Linked DNA regions of Homo sapiens: region 2 is linked to region 1. Evidence: read pairs that join two places in POLR2A ChIA-PET (ENCODE). Cell type or tissue: OCI-LY7. All regions are shown on one strand. Each heading gives the region's core, and the rest is flanking DNA. Links, peaks and the distances in the headings are about the cores only.

Region 1 (16,811 bases), core at 8,807-16,806:
AAAAATAATATCTTTATCATGCATAAGCAGCTTTTAAAACAAATACTTGGCTTAAGTCAAAAAACTATGCAGTTCACTTTCTCCTTGTAACATTTCTAAATTTCATCCACATCTGAATAATCCTTGTCTTATTTGGAAGAAATATTTTTTTCCTGAAAACATTCTTTAGTGTCAGAACCATTTGTGATTATAGTGGTTTTACCCCTGCCCTACTGAGCGCATTTGTTGTAACCCTTAGCGTGCATCTTCACTCTGTGGTACACTCAGATGTAAATCTTCCAGAGGCTGATGGGTGCTTGATAGTGGCCTTTCCTTCACCAGGAATTGCTCTGATTTCTAGTGAAGTAAAATAACCTTCCATAAAAGCATGAAAAGTGTCTGGTCCCAGGTTTCAGTCCTAACTCAGTTTTCACCTTCCAGGTTCTAAGTGCACATTGAATTTTCTTCCTAGACAGTACTCAAAAGGCTGGGGACAGTTGACATTTCTGTTTGAGTGAAAGGCACTCTCATCCCATGAATGTGTTTTTCTTGGGATTTCCGCTATTAATTTTTTTTTTTTTTTTTTTTTGAGATGGAGTCTTGTCCCCCAGGCTAGAATGCAGTGGTGCGATCTTGGCTCACTGCAACCTCTGCCTCCCAGGTTCAAGCAATTCTCGTGCCTCACCCTCCTGAGTAGCTGGGATAACCAGCGCCTGCCACCATGCCCAGCTAATTTTTGTATTTTTAGTAGAGATGGGGTTTCACCATGTTGCCCAGGCTGGTCTCGAACTCCTGACCTCAAGTGATCCGCCCACCTTGGCCCCCCAAAGTACTGGGATTATAGGCATGAGCCACCGTGCCTGGCCTTTTTTTTTTTTTAATTTTGAAATGATTGTAGAGTCATAGGAAGTTACAAAAATAGTACCAGGAAACCCTGTGAACCCGTCACGGAGTCTCTACCAGTGGTGACACCTTGTGGGATTTCCATTTTTGAGGCTTCTAAGGACAGCCCTGGCTTTTTCAGCATGTCTTTTTAGCATCTTCATTACAGTCACAGTCTTTTTTTTTTTTTAGATAGAGTCTTGCTCTGTTGCCAGGCTGGAGTTCAGTGGCACGATCTCCGTTCACTGCAGCCTCCGCCTCCCGGGTTCAAGGATTCTTCTACCCCAGCCTCCCGAGTAGCTGGGATTAGAGGCTGGCGCTGCCACACCTGGCTAATTTTTGTATTTTTAGTAGAGAGGGGTTTCACCTTGTTGGCCAGGATGGTCTCGATCTCCTGATCTCATGATCCGCCCACCTTGGCCTCCCAAAGTGCTGGGATTACAGGTGTGAGCCACCGCGCCCGGCCTGCAGTCACAGTCTTTAGTCCATGCTATGCTTGTGCAGTAATTTCCCCAGCTAGGAGACAGGACGAGGTGACAAGGTGGTTCTTTTTTTAAAAAATAGGTTTAGGGGGTACAAGTGCCATTTCCTTACATGTATATATTATGTAATGGTGAAGTCTGGGATTTTGCAGTACCCATTGCCCAAATAGTGAACATAGTACCCAGTAGGTAACTTTTCAGGCCTCATACCCCTCCCATCCTTCCACATTCTGGAGCCTCCAGTGTCTGTTTTGTTCGTTGTTGTTTTTTGTTTTTCGAGACAGAGTCTCTGTCGCCCAGGCTGGAGTGCAGTGGTGCCATCGTGGCTCACTGCAACCTTTGCCTCCTGGGTTCAAGTGATTCTCCTGCCTCAGCCTCCCAAGTAGCTGGGATTACAGGTACCCACCACCACGCCCAGCTAGTTTTTGTATTTTTAGTAGAGATGGGGTTTCACCCTGTTGACCAGGCTGGTCTTGAACTCCAACCTCAGGTGATCCCCCTGCCTCGGCCTCCCAAAGTGCTGGGATTACAGGCGTGAGCCACCGCGCCTGGCCCCTGTGTCTGTTACTCCATTCTGCATGTCCATGTTTTACCCCTTGCTCAGCTCCCATGGTGACGAGATTCTTGTCCTTGTTTTGCCATTTTCTTTTTTCCCTGAGCAAGGCATTTAATTCATCTCAGCCTTAATTTCTCCTCTGTAAAATGAGGGATTCAGTCACACATACTTTGATTTTTCTTTTTCTAAAGTGTGATTGCTTAGCTGAAAGCCTAGCCACTAGATTGGAAGAAGTCATTGATTAGCACTTGTCTGAGCAGTGTGCCCTGGTTCTTTTCCTCCCTACCTTGCAAGGAACAAACAGCAATTTAAAAACTGAACTGTCATTTATGCTCATTTCAAAGACACATAGAATGATAAGAGCAATATGGAGTTGACGGATTTGGAGCTGGCAATTACACAGAATACCAGTAATGTGGAAAAATGCAAAGGCCTATAGAACGACTTCCTATCCCTAGCAAAAATTCACACAGAATCCTGTCCCCTGCACGTTTTAAGTGGAAAAGAATGACCCCAGAAAGTTGATTTAAAACTAATAAAGCTGTTTATTATCATTAATGATAATTTCTGTATAATTGTCACGGAGAGCTTATGCATGAATCTGTAACTTGTCGTTATTATGGTCTTCACTAGAAATTGCATGTCTTTTTTAATTTCTGAAATAAATTATTGGGATGAAGAGCACTGTCAGTTTTTGTATTAAAGTGTTTCAGTAGAGCGTGGCCGAATATTTGACATGATGAATCTGAATGAAATGATCAGAGCTATGTGAGGAATATGGTTCTACGCTGGATGTTTTGTGGACAAAACAGAAAAAAAATCCCAGCCTAGAAGCATTATTGAAATTGCATCGAGGAAAAACTATAATCTGGGGGTCATACTGTCACTCTGAGAGAACTACTATGTTCTGTCTCGCTTTCTCATCAGAGGAAATCCTTGTACCAGTACCACTCAAATTCTCTGTTCTCCGACTCCTGGCTTCAAGCGATTCTGCCTCAGCATCCCAAGTAGCTGGGATTACAGGCACATGCCACCACACCCAGCAAATTCTCCATTCTATACAACTTTTTTTTTTTTTTTTTTTTTTTGAGACAGAGTCTCGCTCTGTTGCCCAGGCTGGAGTGCAGTGGTGTGATCTCGGCTCACTGCAACCACCGCCTCCCAGGTTCTCCTGCCTCAGTCTCCCAAGTAGCTTGGATTACAGGCATGTGCCACCACACCTGGCTGATTTTGTATATTTAGTAGAGATGGGGTCTCACCATGTTGGTCAGGCTGGTCTTGAACTCCTGACCTCAGGTGATCCGCCCACCTTGGCCTCTCAAAGTGCTGGGATTACAGGCATGAGCCACGGTGCCCGGCCTTTTTTTTTTTTTTTTTTTTTTGTATTTTTAGTAGAAACGGGATTTCACTATGTTGGCCAGGCTGGTCTCAAACTCCTGACCTCAAGTGATCCGCCTGCGTCAGCCTCCCAAAGTGCTAGGATTACAGGCATGAGCCACCATGCCTGGCCCTATACAACTTTTCAAATTCTCTCTCTCTTTTTTTTTTTTTTTTTGAGATGGAGTCTCACTGTGTCGCCCAGGCTAGAATGCAGTGGTGTTATCTTAGCTCACTGCAACCTCTGCCTCCTGGGTTGGAGCAATTCTCCTGCCTCAGCCTCCTGAGTAGCTGGGATTACAGGTGTGCACCACCATGCCTGCTTAATTTTTGTATTTTTAGTAGAGACAGGGTTTCGCCATGTTGGCCAGGCTGGTCTTGAACTCCTGACCTCAGGTGATCCACCCACCTCGGCCTCTCAGAGTGCTGAGATTATAGGTGGGAGCCACTGCACCTGGCCAATTCTCTCTTATTTATTTATTTATTTTTTTTGAGACAGAGTCTCACTCTGTCACCCAGGCTGGAATGCAGTGGGCATGATCTCGGCTCACTGCAACCTCCGCCTCCTAGGTTCAAGCGATTTTCCTGCCTCAGGCTCCCAAATAGCTGGGACTACTGGCTGGCGCCACCACGTTCAGCTGATTTTTGTATTTTTAGTAGAGTCAGGGCTTTGCCATGTTGGCCAGGCTGGTCTCGAACTCCTGACTTAAGGTGATCTGACCGCCTTGGCCTCCCAAAGTGCTGAGATTGTAGGCATGATCCACTGCACTGGCCTCTCAAATTTTCTTTATTTCCTTTGATTTAATTCCTGGGCGAGGATCCTCTGCCTTGCACGTGTGGTTTTGTGCTGCATTGGCTTTGGAATCAGTAACCAATCCCTGTCCTCGTACTCCTTGCCGACTCAGGAAAAATGGAAATTAACAAGAGCTATAAAGTAATACAGAAAGGGACAGTGCTCCCATCTATGATTAAGTGCACGCAACTAATTCATACTTAAGGTTTTTTTGTCTCCTTCCCTTGCTCTATTTAAATTGCTGATTCTCTCACACCTGATGACTCTTCTCTCAAATGCCCATCCTTGATATTTCCTCGAAGTTTTGTGCACCGAGGGCGGCCTGAGCCTCTGGATCTTCACTTGGGCATGTTCCTGCCCACCTTGCTTCACCAGGCAACTGCGGAGCAGCAGGAGCGCTTCTTCATGCCCGCCTGGAACTTGGAGATCATTGGCACTTATGCCCAGACAGAGATGGGTCATGGTATGGAGTATTCAGTCTACCTTCTGGGTTGGGCGGGCCCCTGTGAGCTTACCATGTGTGGAGTGCCCACCATGTGCCATCGATGGTGTGTCGATGTTCTATGGTCTGTTTAAATGAGCTCTTTCTGCAGAGTCCAGGTTTTGGTATAAACACTGCTTTGGTGAGTGGGAATTAAAGACCATGATACTGATAAAATGATTGTCCTTTTTATACCATAGTTCCCCTTCAGAGGGTCAAGAATTGCAAATCAGGCCTTATTTACCAAGTGGTTTTTCAATGTTACTGAGGTTGTATAGAATCTGTGTGCATATACAACCCGAAGCTGTTTTTTTCTTCATTACTATCTGATTACCTTTACTACTGATACCTTAATGAGTACAAATTCCAGAAGAAATACAAATAATAGTTTGTGTACTCTTGGATTTGCTTGAGGGAAATGAGTAGCTTATAACTGACGTGTGTGACATTTTGGAGTTATTTGTACTTTGAGTCAATCAGTAGTTCTGCAAGTGACTTGGCTGGAGAGTGAAAAAACCAAGATAAGCCGAACTTGCAGGCATTTGGTTTCAGACTCTGTATCTCCACCTTTCATTGATCTTTCCACCCCCCACCTGCTTTCTTCATGCACCTGGGTGGGCTGGAGGTGGCCGCTGTTCCTCTTTGTATCTTCTCTGAATTGGGTCCGTGTTTGCCATTCATTTGCTTATGGCTTCTCTTTTTCTGCTCTGACGTTTCAGAAAAACTGGTCTAGTGTGTATTTGCCACTTGCTCCTTATTTCTATACAGCTGCTGCTTTTTATTTGGTGTTGAATAGTATTTTACAGGATTTTCATGAGACTCCAAGTGGAATACTATTTGTTTCAGTTGTGCTTTTGAAAACATTTTGTCCTTATCTGTTCTGTTTAATGTTATCTGCTTTTCTGTAAAAGCTGCTTCTTTGATGAAAGATGTCTGTGTCTGATTTGTTGACTCCCACTCGGGAAAGTTGTGGATTGCACATAAGTTGGTTATTCAACTTGGAAGCTTCTAAATGTTTCAAAGTGTGTTTAATGAGGTCTAAGCGTTATGAAAGCAGATTGGTAAAAGGTTCCCAACGTTTGCTTTAGTACAGTATTTTTGTAGAGACTGCCACCTAGAACATTTTTCTATGACTCTTTTCAAATAATTTTGATATATTTGTGTTAAGATTTAAAACATAAGATCCTGTCTATCCCAGTACACATAAGAAACTGGAAACTCTTCCTTGCCACATTAATGAACCAGCAGGACTAAGTTAGGCCTGCCATTGGAAATCTCTAGGGTCAACTGAGACCTTATTATTGGACCTTTAGGAATTTTTAAAAGTCACATTTCAGGTCATTTCCCCAATAACAGTTATACTTTTATACTTTTTTTTTTTTTTTTTTTGAGACGGAGTCGTGCTCTGTCGCCCAGGCTGGAGTGCAGTGGCGCGATCTCAGCTCACTGCAAGCTCCACCTTCCGGGTTCACGCCATTCTCCTGCCTCAGCCTCCCGAGTAGCTGGGACTACAGGCACCCACCACCATGCCCAGCTAATTTTTTGTATTTTTAGTAGAGACGGGGTTTCGCCGTGTTAACCAGGATGGTCTCGATCTCCTGACTTTGTGATCCGCCCGCCTTGGCCCCCCAAAGTGCTGGGATTACAGGCGTGAGCCACCGTGCCCAGCTTTAATTTTTTTGTTGTTTTTTTAGTAGAGACGGGGTTTCACCACTTTAGCCAGGATGGTCTCAATCTCCTGACCTCGTGATCCCCCCACCTCGGCCTCCCAAAGTGCTGGGATTACAGGCTTGAGCCACTGTGCCTGGCCTTTTTCTTTTTCTTTTTCTTTTTTTTTTTTTTTTGAGATGGAGTCTTGCTCTGCCACCCAGGCTGGAGTGCGGTGGCACAATCTTGGCTCACTGCAACCTCCACCTCCCGGGTTCAAGCAATTCTCCTGCCTCAGCCTCCTTAGTAGCTGGGACTACAGGCGCATGCCACAATGCCTGGCTAATTTTTTGTATTTTTAGTAGAGACGGGTTTCACCATGTTAGCCAGGATGGACTCGATCTCCTGACCTCGTGATCCACCCGCCTCGGCCTCCTAAAGTGCTGGGATTACAGGCATGAGCCACCACGCACAGCCATACATTTTTAATTTATACGAATTTTGGCTGAAATGTCTTCCTCTCACATGTTATCTCATTCTTCTCATTAGTACAGAATTCAAGAATGTTGAATTGGTGTGGTTAACACAATACATATGACTTGAAATTGGCATACTTGCAACTCAGAGATGGGTTTAAAAAGACAGTTAACATCCCTGTTAAATTCATATATTGTGATCTTAAAAATGTGATTCTAAGTTGCCTTTATATTTTCTTTCAGTTGCTGTAAATAAATGTAACAAATCAAATACAGAAATGGAACATGCATGACACTTAGATTTTCAACTTAATAGGAAACCATCAGATAGTGTGGGAAATTCAGTGTCTTGGTTATCAACCAGTTGTAGCTCATCTACAGGTGTTTTTTGTTAGATTTTGTTTTTCTCTGAGATATGAGAGTTTAAAGGACTGTGCAGGAAATTTTTCCTTGTGCCTATTTTTTTCCCCATCTCTTAACTGAAGTCAATGTAATTTATCTCCTTAGGAACTCACCTTCGAGGCTTGGAAACCACAGCCACGTATGACCCTGAAACCCAGGAGTTCATTCTCAACAGTCCTACTGTGACCTCCATTAAATGGTGGCCTGGTGGGCGTAAGTGAATTTTTCAGCATTTATTGGATGTTTTGAAGGTTTGTCATGAGATTTTGCTTAGAATGTAGAGCTTTTATGATAATGTCGGCCAGACTTGGTGGTGAAATCCTAACACTTTGGGAGGCTGAGGTGGGCAGATCACTTGAGGTCAGGAATTCAAGACCAGCCTGGTTAATATGCTGAAACCCCATCTCTACTAAAAATACAAAAATTAGCCGGGTGTGGTGGCGCACACCTGTAGTCCCAGCTACTTGGGAGGCTGAGGCAGGAGAATCACTTGAACCCGGGAAGGTTGCAATGAGCCAAGATTGCACCATTGCACTCCAGCCTGGGCATCACAGCAAGACTTTGTCTCAAAAACAACCCAACAAACAAATATATGTGTGTGTGGTGTGTGTACATAGAGGGGTGTGTGTGTGTGTATATAGACAGAGAGAGGTGTGTGTGTGTATATATATATATATATATATATATATATATATATATAGAGAGAGAGAGAGAGAGAGAGAGAGAGAGAGAGAGAGAGAGAGAGAGAGAGAGAGAGAGAGGAAAGCCAGGCATAGCGGCACATACCTATAGACCTATAGTCCTGGCTACTCAGGAGGCTGAGGTGGGAGGACCACTTGAGCCCAAGAGTTCAAGCCTGCAGTGAGCTACTATCTGTGATCATGCCACTGCACTCCAGCCTGGGTGACAGAGTGAAACCCTGTCTCTTAAAAAAAAAAAAGAAAAAAATTTAAATAGTTTTAACACAAACTTTTTTTTTTTTTTGAGATGGAGTCTCACTGTGTCACCCAGGTTGGAGTACAGTGGTGTGATCTCCGCTCACTGCAACCTCCACCTTCTGGGTTCAAGCGATTCTCCTGCCTCAGCCTCCTGAGTAGCTGGGACTACAGGAGCGTGCCACCACACCCAACTAATTTTTGTATTTTTAGTAGAGATGGGATTTCATCATGTTGGCCAGGCTGGTCTCAAACTCCTGACCTCTGGTCTGCCCGCCTCGGCCTCCCAAAGTGCTGGAATTACAGGCGCGAGCCACCGTGCCCGGCTGACCCGAAACTTTTATATCTTCTTATTCCATTCTGAGTTATTATCTTGGAATATATATTTCCAATACAGTTAGTGGTTGAAGGATTTTGTTATTCACATTATATATTTTATTTATTTATAATTTATATGTAAGAAGCCACATGTAGCTAGTGATTACTGTTTTGGACAGCACTGCCTTAAGGGATAACAAGGAAGTAGTTTAAATTAATATTCTTATTTTTATCCTAAAATTTTCTCTACGTAAATGTATGAGAAATAAGTAGAAAAGAAAGTAATAACTATTAGCTTAAGGGAATTTCTTTCTGAAAGCTAGGTGTGATGCTGTCAGCAGAAAGGCTTTCTGGACACATACTATTGGTTTAGTCTAGTGTTAGATTTAACATATTCTTTCTTCTTTTTTCTACCCTTTAAAAATGTATGAACGTTTGCCCACCCCTCCCTTGTTCTCTTTGATATTACAGTTGGAAAGACTTCAAATCATGCAATAGTTCTTGCCCAGCTCATCACTAAGGGGAAATGCTATGGATTACATGCCTTTATCGTACCTATTCGTGAAATCGGGACCCATAAGCCTTTGCCAGGTAAGAACTGTTCATCTGATGTTGAGATGAAAATGAAACTGAGCACTTTCTTCTGCAAAAGGTAGAATGCCCAACTGAAGAGGCGGAGCAAAAGCCAGAAATTCCAGAGCATAAACATCTCGTGACTGTCCTTTCATCTGTGGTAGGAATTACCGTTGGTGACATCGGCCCCAAATTTGGTTATGATGAGATAGACAATGGCTACCTCAAAATGGACAACCATCGTATTCCCAGAGAAAACATGCTGATGAAGTATGCCCAGGTATGTTTTGATAGAAAATAAAGCAGAGGCATCAAACAGTGGAGTTGAGTGGCTGTTACTCACAATAGGGTTAGAATGGTCTGTTCTTTTAGAAGGTAATAACAGCAGGGCACACTGGCATATTCCTGTTATCCCAGCACTTTGGGAGGCTGAGTGCGTGGATGACTTGAGCCCAGGAGCTCAAGATCAGTCTGGGCAACATAGTGAGAACCCATCTCTACAAAAAGTAAAAAAATCTAGCTGGGTATGGTGGCACACGTGTGTAGTCCCAGCTACTTGGGAGACTGGGGTGGGAGGATCACTTGAGCCTGGGAGGCCGAGGCTACAGTGAGCTGTGATTATGCCACCGTACTCCAGCCTAGATGACAGTGAGACCTTGTCTCAAAAAAAAAAAGGAGGCTGGGCGCAGTGGCTCACACCTGTAATTCCAGCACTTTTGGGAGGCTGAGGCGGGAAGATCATGAGGTCAAGAGATGGAGACCATCCTGGCCAACATGGTGAAACCCCATCTCTACTAAAAATACCAAAAAATTAGCTGGGCGTGGTGGTGCGCACCTGTAGTCCCAGCTACTCAGGAGGCTGAGGCAGGAGAATAGCTTGAACCCGGGAGGCGGAGGTTGCAGTGAGCAGAGATCATGACACTGCACTCCAGCTTGGCAACAGAGTGAGACTCCGTCTCATAAAAGGAGGGAATAAGGCTGGGCGCGGTGGCTCATGCCTGTAGTCCCAGCACTTTGGGAGGCCAAGGAGGATGGATCATAAGGTCAGGAATTCAAGACCAGCCTGACCAATATGGTGAAAACCTGTCTCTACTAAAAATACAAAGATTAGCCGGGTGTGATGGCACACGCCTGTAATCTCAGCTACTCAGGAGGCTGAGGCAGGAGAATCGCTTGAACCCAGGAGGCAGAGGTTGCAGTAAGTCGAGATCACACCACTGCACTCCAGCCTAGGCAATACAGCGAGACTCTGTCTCAAAAAAAAAAAAAAAAAAAAAGGAGCTAATAATGCATTTTTCCTTCTGATGCCCCTTTTTTTTTTTTTTGAGAGAGAGAGTCTCTGTCACCCATGCTGGAGTGCAGTGGCGTGATCTTGGCTCACTGCAACCTCCGCCTCCTGGGTTCAAGCGATTCTCCTGCCTCAGCCTCCCAAGTAGCTGGGATTACAGGCATGCGCCACCACACCCAGCTAATTGTTTTGTATTTTTAGTAGAGGTGGGGTTTCACCCTGTTGGCCAGGCTGGTCTCAAACTCCTGACCTCAGGGGACCCTCTTGCCTCGGCCTCCCAAAGTGCTAGGATTACAGGCATGAGCCACCGCACCCAGCATTTTTTGGTTTTTTTTTTTTTTTGAGACAGAGTCTTGCTCTGTCACCCAGGCTGGAGTGCAGTGGCGCAATCTCAGCTCACTGAAACCTCCGCCTCCCAGGTTCAAGCGATTCTCCTGTCTCAGCTCCTGAGTAGCTGGGATTACAGGCACGTGCCACCACACGCAGCTAATTTTTGTATTTTTAGTAGAGATGGGGTTTCACCATGTTGGTCAGGCTGGTCTCGAATTCCTGACCTCTTGATCTGTCTGCCTTGGCCTCCCAAAGTGCTGGGATTACAGGCGTGAGCCATCACGCCCACTCTGATGCTTCTTTTACTGCGACAGTGAAATCAGAAACAGTTGTCAGGGTTGAAGGACATATTTTGATTTGCTAAACCAATGATTCTCAAACTTTTGCATGCGTTAGAATCACCTGGAAGGCCAGTTAAAGCCCAGGTTGCTAGGCCCTACCCTGGAGTTTCTGATTCAGTTGGTCAGGGTGGGGACTAAGATGTAGTATTTCATGCAAGTTGCCAGGTGATGCTGATGCTGCTATTCCAGGGACCACACTTTGAGAACCACTGAACTGCCTCTTGGGCTTAAAAGAAGGAAGTATCAGTTCCACGTTCTTCTTCCAGGTGAAGCCTGATGGCACATACGTGAAACCGCTGAGTAACAAGCTGACTTACGGGACCATGGTGTTTGTCAGGTCCTTCCTTGTGGGAGAAGCTGCTCGGGCTCTGTCTAAGGCGTGCACCATTGCCATCCGATACAGCGCTGTGAGGCACCAGTCTGAAATCAAGCCAGGGTAAGGATAGGGTCCTAGATGGGCTCAGTACCAAAGGCCTAGTTTTTACCCCATTCAGATCCCAGAATTCCCAAATGTCAATACAGAAGATGCATTAGCACTGCAAAATTGGCTAGGGTGATAACTGGGCCTGTAATTTCATATCTAGGCTTCCTTTTCTTAAGAGGAAAGACAGAAATAACCACCCTTGCTATAATCAGTGACTGCCAAAAAAGAAAAAAAGAGAATACCCACCTTATTATTTTTAACTTTTTAAGAAAAATAGTAATAATATTACTTGAACTTTATAAGTGAAATGTTCAACACACTAAAGGCAGTTTGAAAGTTCTGATTACTACTAGCAACTGTAAATTGTGCATGGTGAAAGTGACATTAAATTTGTTTCCCTTTTGCATTCATAGCCACAGTTTATTCCTACAACTGCCTTTCACTGATACTCCCTGATACTCTTTTTACTCCTAAGGAATAAAGAAACTGGCCAGGTGTGGTAGCTGACACCTGTAATCCCAGCACTTTGGGAGGCTAAGGCAAGAAGATTACTTGAGCCTAGGAGTTTGAGGCCAACTTGAGCAACATAGTGAGACCCTGTCTCTATTTTCTTTTCTTTTTTTTTTTTTTTTGAGATGGATTCTCACTCTGTTGCCCAGACTGGAGTGCAGTGGCGCGATCTCAGCTTGCTGCAGTCTCTGCCACCCTGGGTTCAAGTGATTCTCCTGTCTCAGCCTCCTGAGTAGCTGGGATTACAGGTGCACGCCACCATGCCCAGCTAATTTTTGTATTTTTAGTAGAGACGGAATTTCGCCATGTTGGCCAGGCTGGTCTATTTTCAAAAAAATTAAAAGTTAATTAAATTTTAAGGCCAGGCGCAGTGGCTCACGCCTGTAATCTCAGCACTTTGGGAGGCCAAAGCGGGTGGATCACTTGAAGTCAGGAGTTCAAGACCAGCCTGGCCAACATGGAGAAACCCCACGTCTACTAAAATACAAAAATTAGCTGGGTGTGGTGGCGGGTGCCTGTAATTCCAGCTACTCGGGAGACTGAGGCAGGAGAATCACTTGAACCCAGGAAGTGGAGGTTGTAGTGAGCCGAAATCACAACACTGCACTCCATCCTGGGTGTTAGAGACTTCATCTCAAAAAATAATAATAATAATTACATTTTTAAAAAGGAATAAAGGAATTGATACAATGAGACCCTTGCTAATTCTTACACTTCAAAATATTTAACACCATCCATTGGGTCTTCTCCAAGATTGTGGTCAAAATACAATGTATTCAGCCATCTGGTGAGTAGAGCTTTTTGGCATTGCCTTCTTATTAGGTTGACTAGCGTTGGTTTTGTATGTTGCTATGAGCTACGGTTTTCTTAGTCATACTGGAAAGACTAGGACAGATATGGACTTTGCAGCCAGAAAATTCTGTCAGCCTACGCAGTACAAGGTAATTACAGCATGGTCTTAGGGAGCCAAATAGCCTAGGCACCGTGGCTCATGCCTGTAATCCCACCACTGTGGGAGGCTGAGGCAAGAGAATCGCTTGAACTTGGGAGGCGGAGCTTGCAGTGAGCCAAGATCGCACCACTGCACTAAAGCCTGGGTGACAGAGGGAGACTCCATCACAAAAAAAAAAAAAAAAAAAAAAAAGCCTCAATTTAAATCTAAGACCTGCCACATACGAGCTGTGTGACCTCAGGCAGATTCTTAACCTCTCAGTTTCCCATTTGTAAAATGGAGATAGTAATAGTAACTACCTCACAGTGCCCTTAAGAGGACTAAATAAGTTAAAATACCAAGTGCTTAGATTAGAACCTGGCATATAGAAAGTTCTGTATAAACATTTACTTACTACTTTTTTTCTTTTTCTATGTCACGTAGTGAACCAGAACCACAGATTTTGGATTTTCAAACCCAGCAGTATAAACTCTTTCCACTCCTGGCCACTGCCTATGCCTTCCAGTTTGTGGGCGCATACATGAAGGAGACCTATCACCGGATTAACGAAGGCATTGGTCAAGGGGACCTGAGTGAACTGCCTGAGGTATGAGTTTGGTCTCATTCACTCATGGGCACCCTTCTGTTTCGTGGTTGCCTGTTGGATGAGGTCCAGAGATAACTAAATGTTGGTATTTCCTGAAAAGAAGTATGTATTCTGAGAACTTCTTCTGGTTGAAAGTAGATCAGATATGAAGATCTGTGGGGTTTGTTGTTCAGTATTTTTAGTGTTATCAGAAATACTGTACCATGTTGATTATTTGTCAATCAAGGAAATGTAAGTGGTGAATGTTTAGCCAAGTAGAACAGCTTAGATGGGCATGGGTAGTGTTCTGTATTCTTCTGGCCAGTCGGACAGCTGTGCTTCTTCAGTTTGCATGTGTGGCAGCTGTGTTTTGACAGTGGCCAAGATGTTAGAGGAGGGGTGTGTTTTCTCATTGGTTCTCGGGCTCTCAGCACCACAGATGTCCTGACAGATCTGTGCTTGTCCTCTCAGCTTCATGCCCTCACCGCTGGACTGAAGGCTTTCACCTCCTGGACTGCAAACACTGGCATTGAAGCATGTCGGATGGCTTGTGGTGGGCATGGCTATTCTCATTGCAGTGGTCTTCCAAATATTTATGTCAATTTCACCCCAAGCTGTACCTTTGAGGGAGAAAACACTGTCATGATGCTCCAGACGGCTAGGTGAGAGTCAAATCCTCGATTCCTCCCATCTGTTCATAAGAATGTTCTAGTCCTTTTCCTAGGTTCTTGTTCCCATGGTTTTTCTTCACCGTATATATATATTTGTTCCTGAAAGGTATACTTTTGCCTTCCATCCTGACTCACGGTTTTTATTTCGTGGTGAGGCTAGAGAGTATGAAGCACCTGTTACATAGCTTGCAGTTGTATCAAGGATAGAGTTACTGGGCTGGGCACAGTGGCTCATGACTGTAATCCCAGCACTTTGGGAAGCTGAGGTGGGCAGATCATGAGGTAAGGAGTTCAAGACCAGCTTGATCAACATGGTGAAACCGTGTCTCTACTAAAAAAATACAAAAAAATTAGCCGGGCATGATGGCACATTGCCTGTAATCCCGGCCTACTTGGGAGGCTGAGGCAGAAGAATCGCTTGAACCTGGGAAGCGGAGGTTGCAGTGAGCCAAGATTGCGCTATTGCACTCCATCCTGGGCAACAAGAGCGAAAACTCCATCAAAAAAAAAAAGGCCAGGTGTGGTGGCTTACTCCTGTAATCCCAGCACTTTGGGACGCCAAGCCGGGTAGATCACTTGAGGTCAGGAGTTAAGAGACCAGCCTGGCCAACATGGTAAAACCCTGTCTCTACTAAAAAAACAAAATATTAAAAATTAGCCAGGAATGGTGGCAGGTGCCTGTAGTCCCAGCTACTTGGGAGGCTGAGGCAGGAGAATCATTCATTTGAACCCAAGAGGAGGAGGTTGCAGTGAGCTGAGATCTGGCCATTGCACTCCATCCAGCCTAGGCAACAAGAATGAAACTCCATCTCAAAAGAAACAAAAGAAAGTAGAGTTACTAAAAGCATGTTTACTGGTGACTTTTAGGTTCCTGATGAAAAGTTATGATCAGGTGCACTCAGGAAAGTTGGTGTGTGGCATGGTGTCCTATTTGAACGACCTGCCCAGTCAGCGCATCCAGCCACAGCAGGTAGCAGTCTGGCCAACCATGGTGGATATCAACAGCCCCGAAAGCCTAACCGAAGCATATAAACTCCGTGCAGCCAGGTGAGCTCTCCCTCAAGAGCTAGAATACGCAGCAGTGGGGCTGGGGCCCTGACAGATGGCAAGAAGGCATGAGTACTGTTGATCATTTCCTCAGACCTCCAATCTATGTCTTAACAGATTAGTAGAAATTGCTGCAAAAAACCTTCAAAAAGAAGTGATTCACAGAAAAAGCAAGGAGGTAGCTTGGAACCTAACTTCTGTTGACCTTGTTCGAGCAAGTGAGGTCAGTGGTAGTTCTCTCTTTTTCCCCTTCCCTGCCCTCAGCATCCCGCATTTTCTGGTACAGAAACCCTAGTCACTGTATATTGAATCTTTTTCCAAGGTTCTCAAACTCTGGTGTTTTCTTTTTAATCTTAGGCACATTGCCACTATGTGGTAGTTAAGCTCTTTTCAGAAAAACTCCTCAAAATTCAAGATAAAGCCATTCAAGCTGTCTTAAGGAGTTTATGTCTGCTGTATTCTCTGTATGGAATCAGTCAGAACGCGGGGGATTTCCTTCAGGTCAGTATTTTCTAAGTATAAGTCTTTTTTGTTGTTGTTTTAAGAAAAATAATTGTTGGCTGGGCACGGTGGCTCATGCCTGTAATCCCAGCACTTTGGGAGCCCAAGGCGGGTACGGTGATCACTTGAGGTCAGGAGTTCAAGACCAGCCTGGCCTGGTGAAACCCTGTCTCTACTAAAAATACAAAAATTAGCCAGGTGCAGTGGCACATGCCTGTAATCCCAGCTACTAGGGAGGCTGAGGCACGAGAATCATTTGAACCCTGGAGGCAGAGGTTGCAGTGAGCCAAGATGAAACCACTGCATTCCAGCCTGGGTGACAGAGCAATACTCTGTCTCAAAAAAAAAAAAAAAGAAAAAGAAAAATAGCCAGGCACAGTGGCTCATGCCTGTAATCCCAACACTTTGGCCAAGGCGGGCAGATCACCTGAGGTCGGGAGTTCGAGACCAGCCTGACCAACATGGAGAAACCCCATCTCTACTAAAAATACAAAATTAGCCAGGTGTGCTGGCGCATGCCTGTAATTCCAGCTATTTGGGAGGCCAAGGGAGGAGAATTGCTTGAACCTGGGAGGCGGAGATTGCGGTGAGCCAAGATCACACCATTGTACTCCAGCCTGGGCAACAAGAGTGAAACTCAGTCTCAAAAAAAAAAAAAGAAAAAAATAATTGTCATCCGCTTTATAGCTGTATATGCATATAATTATGTCTATCTATATACATATATATGTTTTATTTACTTATTTTGGTCTCTTTTAGGGGAGCATCATGACAGAGCCTCAGATTACACAAGTAAACCAGCGTGTAAAGGAGTTACTCACTCTGATTCGCTCAGATGCTGTTGCTTTGGTTGATGCATTTGATTTTCAGGATGTGACACTTGGCTCTGTGCTTGGCCGCTATGATGGGAATGTGTATGAAAACTTGTTTGAGTGGGCTAAGAACTCCCCACTGAACAAAGCAGAGGTAAAAATCCAGTGTCTCTGCACCTTTTTAAAAGTCTTCACTTAAATATTGAAGCAGGAAAGGCCTCTCGAAGGGGATTTATCTGTGAAAGCTCTGAAAGTACCATGGCCACTTCTGACAGTCACTTTATTTGAGCAACAGGTTCAGAAGGGAACTGGGTTGTTCCCACAGTAACCAGGGTCTTAATCAATTTCAATTTTTGATAACGAATTGAACATTTAAAAATATATACAGGCCGGGTGCGTTGGCTCACACCTGTAATCCCAGCACTGTGGGAGGCCGAGTGGGCAGATCACCTGAGGTCAGGAGTTCGAG
Region 2 (8,000 bases), core at 1-8,000, 110 kb before region 1:
TAAATTATTATAGAAGAGTCTTGTATTTCAGTGCTGAATACACCAGTGCTTGGCATTTGCTGAAGAATTTTTAGTCTGTCAGGCAACATGTAGTCAAGGCCCCCGGGTCTTCCTCACAGTTACGGGCCAAATTACGCTGCTGCCACCTTTTGTGTAAATGAAGTTTTATTGGAACCCAGCCACGCCCATTCACATAGGTATTGTTTAGAGCTGCTTTGTGCTACATCAGCAGAGTAGTTGTGACACACTAGATATAGAAGGAGAGGAGGCATGGTCCTTGAACCTCATTGACTTTCATCTTATTGGAAAATGTTGGTCAGTGCAAACCAGGGAATGCTACAGTAAAAGTGCAATGTTGTATATCATTTACTGTTCAGCATTCTAAAGCCTTGGAAAGGAGACTTGAGCTTGAAGGCTTTTGACAGGGAAGTCAGTAAGCCCACACAGAGGAGGCTTGACCTTGAAGGATTTGTGAGAGTGAAGAACATTCTGTGTCGGGGGAAGCAGCATGCCCTGGTATCCGTGCATGCAGTCTAGGAACTGTAAAGCTCTGGACACTTGTTAGCTGCTACTCAGGCAGTGAAAAGGTTGTGAGCTTGGTGTGTACAGTCAGAAAGCTAGAGCCTGGAGACCATAATAGGATGCAGCAGGATGTAGTGATTAAATCTCATGAGAACCAGTTGGGAGAAATCTGGACTCTCCCTTTTTTTTTTTTTTTTTTTTTTGAGACAGGGTCTCACTGTCACCCAGGCTGGAGTGTAGCAGTGGGATCATAGCTTACTGCAGCCTTGAACAACTCCTGTCTCACCCTCCTGAGTAGCTGGGACTATAGGCATGTACCACCATGCCCAGCTAACTTTTCTCTTTTTTTCTTTTGTAAAGATGGGATCTCGCTGTGCTGACCAGGCTGGTTTCAAACTCCTGGCCTCAAGTGATCCTCCCACCTCAGCCTCCCAGTGTACTGGGATTACAGACATGAGCCACTACACCGAGCCTGGACTATCTTATGATAGCAAGATCCTTTACTCTGAAGAGACAAGGTTAAGCTGAAGTTTAAGACAGATTGATCAAGGCAGTAAAGAAAGATTCACCAGTATAATAATAAAGTAGTTAACGACCTTACTGAGCACTTAGTAAGTGCCAGGTTCTGGTCTAAATGTGTTATTTGTATTACTACATGGGAGAGCGGTGCGCAGAAAGGTTAGTACTTTGCCCACAGTCACACAGCTAGTAAGCGGTGGCACTGGGATTCTGTCCCGGGCTCTGGAGCTCTTGTTTATCACCACTTTAATATACTGCCTCTTTTTTTTTTTTTTTTTTTTGAGATGGAGTCTTGCCCTGTTGCCCAAACGAGAGTATAGTGGCGTGATCTCAGCTCACTGCAACCTCCGCCTCCTCGGTTCAAGAGATACTCCTGCCTCAGCCTCCCAAGTAGCTGGGATTACAGGCGCATACCAACACACCCAGCTAATTTTTGTATTTTTAGTAGAGATGGGGTTTCACCATGTTGGCCAGGCTGATCTCGAACTCCTGACCTCAGGTGATATGCCTGGCTCAGCCTCCCAAAGTGCTGGGATTATAGGTGTGAACCACCGCACCTAGGCAATATACTGCCTCTTAAGGACTTTTCTAACTGGATTGAGATGAAGGAAGTGTTGATTCAAAAATGAGGCCAGATCGTGTGCCTAGACCGTGTCTGTTTGACAACATTCAGGAGGGGTAGGTCATGATTCTGGATTTACCGTGTTTGAGGTGGTAGAGGCTTTTCAATGAGATGTGTCTAGTAGATGATGAGAAACCTGAGATTGAGCCCAGGTTAGGAATAGAGATACTGGTTTAGAGTCATGGCTGAGAATATCAGAAGAGTTGTTTTGAGAGTGGCAAAGGCGGGAGAGTATAAAGAAAAGCCGAGAAGCCGAAGATTACACCTCAGAGAATATCTGGGTCTGTTGATGGCCTTTATTGTCTCCCCACTTCTGTCTCTGGTCTAGATACTTGCTTCTGGTTCTGATGGATGCTGAAAGAGCCTGGAGCTACGCCATGCAGCTGAAACAGGAAGCCAACACTGAACCCCGAAAACGGTTTCACTTGTTATCTCGCCTACGCAAAGCCGTGAAGCATGCAGAGGAATTGGAACGCTTGTGTGAGAGCAATCGCGTGGATGCCAAGACCAAATTAGAGGCTCAGGTTAGTACCTCAACATTCAGCTTGTTTATTGTGGAGATTAAAGACATTTTAAAAAGCTGCAGTTAAACAGAACAGAGTTTCTTAGTGTTAGAAAGTGACAGTCAGAAGAGGAAAAAAACTTTCCGAACTTGCTTTTAAGAGGAGAAGTTAGCATGTTTTGTTTATCAGCTCTTGATTTTTTTTATCCTTTTTTTAAAATTGGGCAACGCTTCATTCCATAAAATAGAATGAGTATTCCCAAGCTCTTGGTTTTTTATAACTAGCTGTAACTTTTTTTTTTTTTTTTTTCAGACAGAGTCTTGCTTTGTCGCCCAGGCTGGAGTGCAGTGGCGCGTTCTCAGCTCACTGCAACGTCTGCCTGTCAGGTTCAAGCAATTCTCCTGCCTCAGCCTCCCGAGTAGGTGGGATTATAGGCACGTGCCACCACGCCTGGCTAATTTTTTTATTTTTAGTAGAGACAGGGTTTCACTGTGTTGGCCAGGCTGGTCCCGAGCTCCTGACCTCGTGATCCACCCACCTGCCTTGACCTCCCAAAGTGCTGGGATTGCAAGCGTGAGCCACTGCACGTGGCCATCTAGCTGTAACTTTTTAAGAAAGGTCATGTTTTGATATATAGATGAAAGCTTACAATCTTGTACCTGGAAAGTTCACAAAGTAAACTTTTTTTTGGAAGTGAGTTTTTTAAAAAAGAGATGGTAGATATTGCAAGGTTTTATTCAACTTCTGATGCTTATGTTATAGCTCAGAAAATGGTTAAGTAAAATGCAGAAAACAAATTTCCTTCTTTTGAAGTTCTTTCCTGGGAAGTGAATAAATCATAATAAATTGCCTATGTATCACATTTTATTGGTTAAATACGTATTTCTCTTTAAAAATCAACCTGTGATTAATATATCTATATTCTTAGGCCGGGCGTGGTGGCTCACGCCTGTAATCCCAGCACTTTGGGAGGCCAAGGTGGGCAGATCACAAAGTCAGGAGATCGAGACCATCCTGGCTAACACGGTGAAACCCCATCTCTACTAAAAATACAAAAAATTAGCTGGGCGTAGTGGCGGACACCTGTAGTCCCAGCTACTCAGGAGGCAGAGGCAGGAGAATGGTGTGAACCCGGGAGGCGGAGCTTGCAGTGAGCTGAGATTGTGCCACTGCGCTCCAGCCTGGGGGACAGAGCAAGACTCCATCTCAAAAAAAATATATATATATATTTTATATATATATATATATATATATATATATATATATAAAATAAATATAATATATTGTATAATATACAATATATAATGTATATTATATATTATATAATGTATATTATATAATATATAATGTATATTATATAATATATAATGTATATTATATATTATATAATATATAATGTATATTATATATTATATAATGTATATTATATAATATATAATGTATATTATATAATATATAATGTATATTATATAATATATAATGTATATTATATATATATTATATATATATATCTCCATATTCTTTGTTTGGGTTTTTTGTTTGTTTTTTAGAAAGAGAGTCTCACTGTGTCCCAAGCTGGAGTGCACAGTCATGGCTCGCTGCAGTCATGAACTCCTGGGCTCATGCAGTCCTCCTGCCATGGCCTCCTGAGTAGTTGGGACTAGAGGTGCACACCACCACACCTGGCTAAATTTTTTTTTTTTTTTTTCTGAGACAGAGTCTCACTCTGTCGCCCAGATTGGAATGCAGTGGTGCAGTCTCAGCCCATTGCAACCTCTGCCTCCCAGTTTCAAGCAATTCTCCTGCCTCAGCCTCCCGAGTAGCTGGGATTACAGGCGCCTGCCGCCATGTCCAGCTAATTTTTTTGTATTTTTAGTAGAGACAGGTTTTCACCATGTTGGCCAGGCTGGTCCCCAACTCCTGACCTCAGGTGATCCGTTCACCTCGGCCTCCCAGTGTTGGGATTACAGGCATGAGCCACTGCGCCTGGCCACACCCGGGTAATTTTTTTTTAATTTTTGGTAGAGATGAGATCTTGCTGTGTTGCCCAGGCCGATCTTGAACTCTTGAGCTCAAGTAACCCTCCTGCCTCGGCCTCCCAAATTGCTAGGATTACAGGTGTGAGCCCCATGCCCAGCCCATATCCATGTTCTTTTTTTTCTTCTTTTTTTAAAATTTATTCTTATTTTTAAATTTTTTTGTAGAGGCAGGGTCTTGCTATATTGCCCTGGCTTGTCTTCAACTGTGGGTTCAAGTGATCCTCCCACCTGGGCCTCCCAAAGTGCTGGGATTACAGGTGTGAGCCACTGCACCTGGCCCATATCCATATTCTTGATATCAAAGTTAGAAGCCAATAAAGGAAGATTGAGTGGGAGCACTGGTTTGCTGTTGAAGCAGTTCCTCCTCTTCCATCTCCTCACAGGCTTACACAGCTTACCTCTCAGGAATGCTACGTTTTGAACATCAAGAATGGAAAGCTGCCATTGAGGCTTTTAACAAATGCAAGTAAGTCCTATAGTCCAAAGGCTGTGGCCAGTTTTAATTACAGATTGTCAAATTTAAGCTGCAGATCAGATAGTGGATTGTTTCTGTGAAAGTGAGGGTGACTTTTCTTTCCTATAGAAATGTTGATGATTCTCTTTCAACCTTAGAACATGCCAGTTATGGTAGTTGGTAGGAGAGCTTCAAAAGGCCATAATTTGTTTTTAGTCACTGTGTTCCCCATGAGTTTTTCTTATATAAGGCTGATGTAAAACCTGGCTTTTCTTTTCTCGCAGAACTATCTATGAGAAGCTAGCCAGTGCTTTCACAGAGGAGCAGGCTGTGCTGTATAACCAACGTGTGGAAGAGATTTCACCCAACATCCGCTATTGTGCATATAATATTGGTGAGAGCAGGGATCAAGGCATTATACTCAACTTGAACATTGATAGATGGCCTATTGGGAGCTCACTTCAGAGAGCCTAGAGAGTTGATGTAACTTTCTTCTTCGCTTGCCTCCATCATTGACCTGAGTTTTGGTTGATGGCAAAAGCAGAACTGTTGAAGCCAGCCCTGCCCAAAATTATAGAAGACGGTTCTGCTTCTGTGTCTGTCCTGCTGTGCTGTGTACCCCCGAAGAGCAGTCTTGAGTCTCCGGCTGAGTTCATTTTTTACTGTTTTAGAGCAGTTTTAGGTTCACAGCAAGGCTGAGAGAAAGATACAGAGATCCATGTAACCCCACCTCCCCACATCCATAGCCTCTCTCATTAGCATCTTCCCCCACCAGAGGGGTGCATTTGTTACAATTGATGGCCCTTTATAGACACACCATCATCTCCCAAAGTCCATAGTTTACATCAGGGTTCACGCTTGATGTTGTACATTCTATGGGTTTGGACAAATGTTTCATGATGTGTATTTACCATTATATACCATATGGAGTATTTTCATTGCCCCAGTCAATTTCATTCTTTATAAAAGACTTGTCTTCAGAGAACAGATTGTGCTGCAGATTCATTGAAGTAGCATGTGGAGGGGGAAGAGCTCTTTAAGTCTGAGTTGAATCTAGTGATTCTCAAGAAAACAGACCAGACCCTTGAAGATTTTCCTGTCTTTCTCTCTTAGGGGACCAGTCAGCCATCAATGAACTCATGCAGATGAGATTGAGGTCTGGGGGCACTGAGGGTCTCTTGGCTGAAAAATTGGAGGTAATCTAGTATGTACATTTTTGTGAAAAGTCTTTGGACAAAGTCCAGAAGGAGTAATTCATAATCCCCTAGGGATATTTGATATTAATATATGGATATTTATATCTGTATTAGCAAATATCTACATTTGCTAAAAGTTTGAACAAAAAACTTTTTCTTTTTTTTTTTTTTTTTTTTTTTTTGAGATGGAGTCTCGCTCTGTCACCCAGGCTGGAGTGCGGTGGCACGATCTCGGCTTACTGCAAGCTCCACCTCCCAGGTTCACGACATTCTCCTGCCTCAGCCTCCCAAGTAGCTGGGACTACAGCCGCCTGCCACCATGCCTGGCTAATTTTTTTATATTTGTAGTAGAGATGGGGTTTCACCGCCTTAGCCAGGATGGTCTCGATCTCCTGACCTCGAGATCCGCCCGCCTCAGCCTCCCAAAGTGCTGGGATTACAGGCATGAGCCACCGCGCCCGGCCCAAAAAACTTTTTGCAGTTAACACTTGAAGTATTCTTTTTTTTTTTTTTTTTTTGAGACAGTCTTACTCTGTCGCTCAGGCTAAAGTGCAGTGGCGTGATCTCAGCTCACTGCAAGTGATCTGCCCGCCTCGGCCTCCCAGCGTTCTGGGATTACAGGCATGAGCCACTGTTCTCGGCCAAGTATTCAATTGTTTAACCTCATTACATTTATTTTCTAAGCAAGTAATATAGAAAAAGCAAGAAATACAAAAGATCAGGGAAAAATATAAACCACATGGTTGCCATATTTATTTATTTATTTAGAGTCGGAGTCTTGCTCTATCGCCAGGCTGGAGTGCAATGGTGCAATCTTGGCTCACTGCAACCTCCACCTCCCAGGTTCAAGCGATTCCCCTGCCTCAACCTCCCAAGTAGCTGGGATTACAGGCGCCCGCCACCACGCCCGGCTAATTTTTGTATTTTAGTAGAGACGGGGTTTCACCATGTTGGCCAGGATAGTCTCAATCTCCTAACCTCGTGATCCACCTGCCTCTGCCTCCCAGAGTGCTGGGAGTATAGGCGTGAGCCACCGCGCCCGGCTTACTTATTATTATTTTTTTGAACAGCGTCTCTTTTGCCCAGGCCAGAGTGCAGTAGCTTGATTTTGACTCACTGCTGCCTTGATTTCCTGCTCTCAAGTGATCCTCCTGCCTCAGCCTCCTGAGTAGCTGGAACTACAGGTGAAGGTTACCACTCCTAGCTAACTTTTTTTTGTTTTTTGGTAGAGACAGAGTCTCACTGTGTTTCCCAGGCTGGTCTCATTCTCGAACTCCTGCGCTCAAGCAATCTGTTCGCCTTAGCCTCCCAAAGTGCTGGGATCACAGGGGATCACAGGCATGATCCACCTTATCCAGCCATACACCATCATCCTTTGATGGCTGCATGGTACTCCGTTGCATAGAAGTCTGTTTTATTTAACCATTCATTGTTCATTAAGTGGTAAACAGTATTACCATGAATGTCCATGTCCTCAGATTTTGCACACATTCTTGATTATTTCCTTAGGATAAATTCCTAAAACTGGAATTAAATGGTTTGGAAACTTGATACATACTGACAAATGTCTTTAAGTTTCTACTGATTAGCATTCCTGCTTGTAGCGTATACAGATATGCTTTTCTCCTTACATCCTTACCAAAACTTAGTGTTACTCTTTTTAACCTTCCGCTATGTCCTTTTAATATTTGAATTTCTGTAGCTAAAATATATGATACCAGGGAGAAATTTAAAACAAATAGAAATTGGTGGCCAGCAGGGTGGTTCACACCTGTAATCCTGGCACTGTGGGAGGCTGAGGTGAAAGGATAACTCGAGCCCAGGAGTTCAAGACCAGCCGGGGCAACACAGTGAGACCCCACCTCTACAAAAAAAATTTTTTTCAGAGGCTGGGCACAGTGGCTTATGTCTGTAATCCCAGCACTTTGGGAGGCCAAGGTGAATGGATCACCTGAGGTCAGGAGTTCGAGACCAGTCTGACCAACACGGAGAAACCCCGTCTGTACTAAAAATACAAAATTAGCTGGATGTGGTGGTGCAGGCCTCTAATCCCAGCTACTTGGGAGGTGGAGGTTGCAGTAAGCTGAGCTCATACCATTGCATTCCAGCCTGGGCAACAAGAGCAAAACTCCGTCTCAAAAAAAA

Evidence for each region. ChIA-PET counts read pairs that join two places held together with the same protein. Peaks named below come from ENCODE experiments on the same cell type or tissue, not always from the same donor. Only the 100,000 strongest peaks of a DNase experiment are listed, where the experiment ranks them.
Region 2: POLR2A ChIA-PET joins it to region 1 with 19 read pairs; 5 of 35 experiments call an interaction of 5 or more read pairs at or near these places.

Annotation. Positions count from the first base shown.
Region 1 is chr17:75,947,936-75,964,746 of GRCh38, reverse strand. ACOX1 (acyl-CoA oxidase 1) reads left to right here. Exons shown (of 14, transcript NM_004035.7): 3 at 4,372-4,532; 4 at 7,181-7,288; 5 at 8,800-8,919; 6 at 9,066-9,181; 7 at 11,127-11,296; 8 at 13,170-13,332; 9 at 13,783-13,973; 10 at 14,850-15,029; 11 at 15,147-15,252; 12 at 15,387-15,530; 13 at 16,290-16,496. Among named protein-coding and RNA genes, the nearest start is that of FBF1, 15 kb to the right of the region's middle. In OCI-LY7, for the core only: no CTCF peak of the experiment used is centred there; no DNase peak of the experiment used is centred there.
Region 2 is chr17:76,058,163-76,066,162 of GRCh38, reverse strand. It overlaps SRP68 (signal recognition particle 68), which reads left to right. Exons shown (of 16, transcript NM_014230.4): 4 at 1,992-2,187; 5 at 4,589-4,671; 6 at 4,944-5,053; 7 at 5,773-5,855. Among named protein-coding and RNA genes, the nearest start is that of SRP68, 10 kb to the left of the region's middle. In OCI-LY7, for the core only: no CTCF peak of the experiment used is centred there; no DNase peak of the experiment used is centred there; H3K27ac peaks cover 558 bases.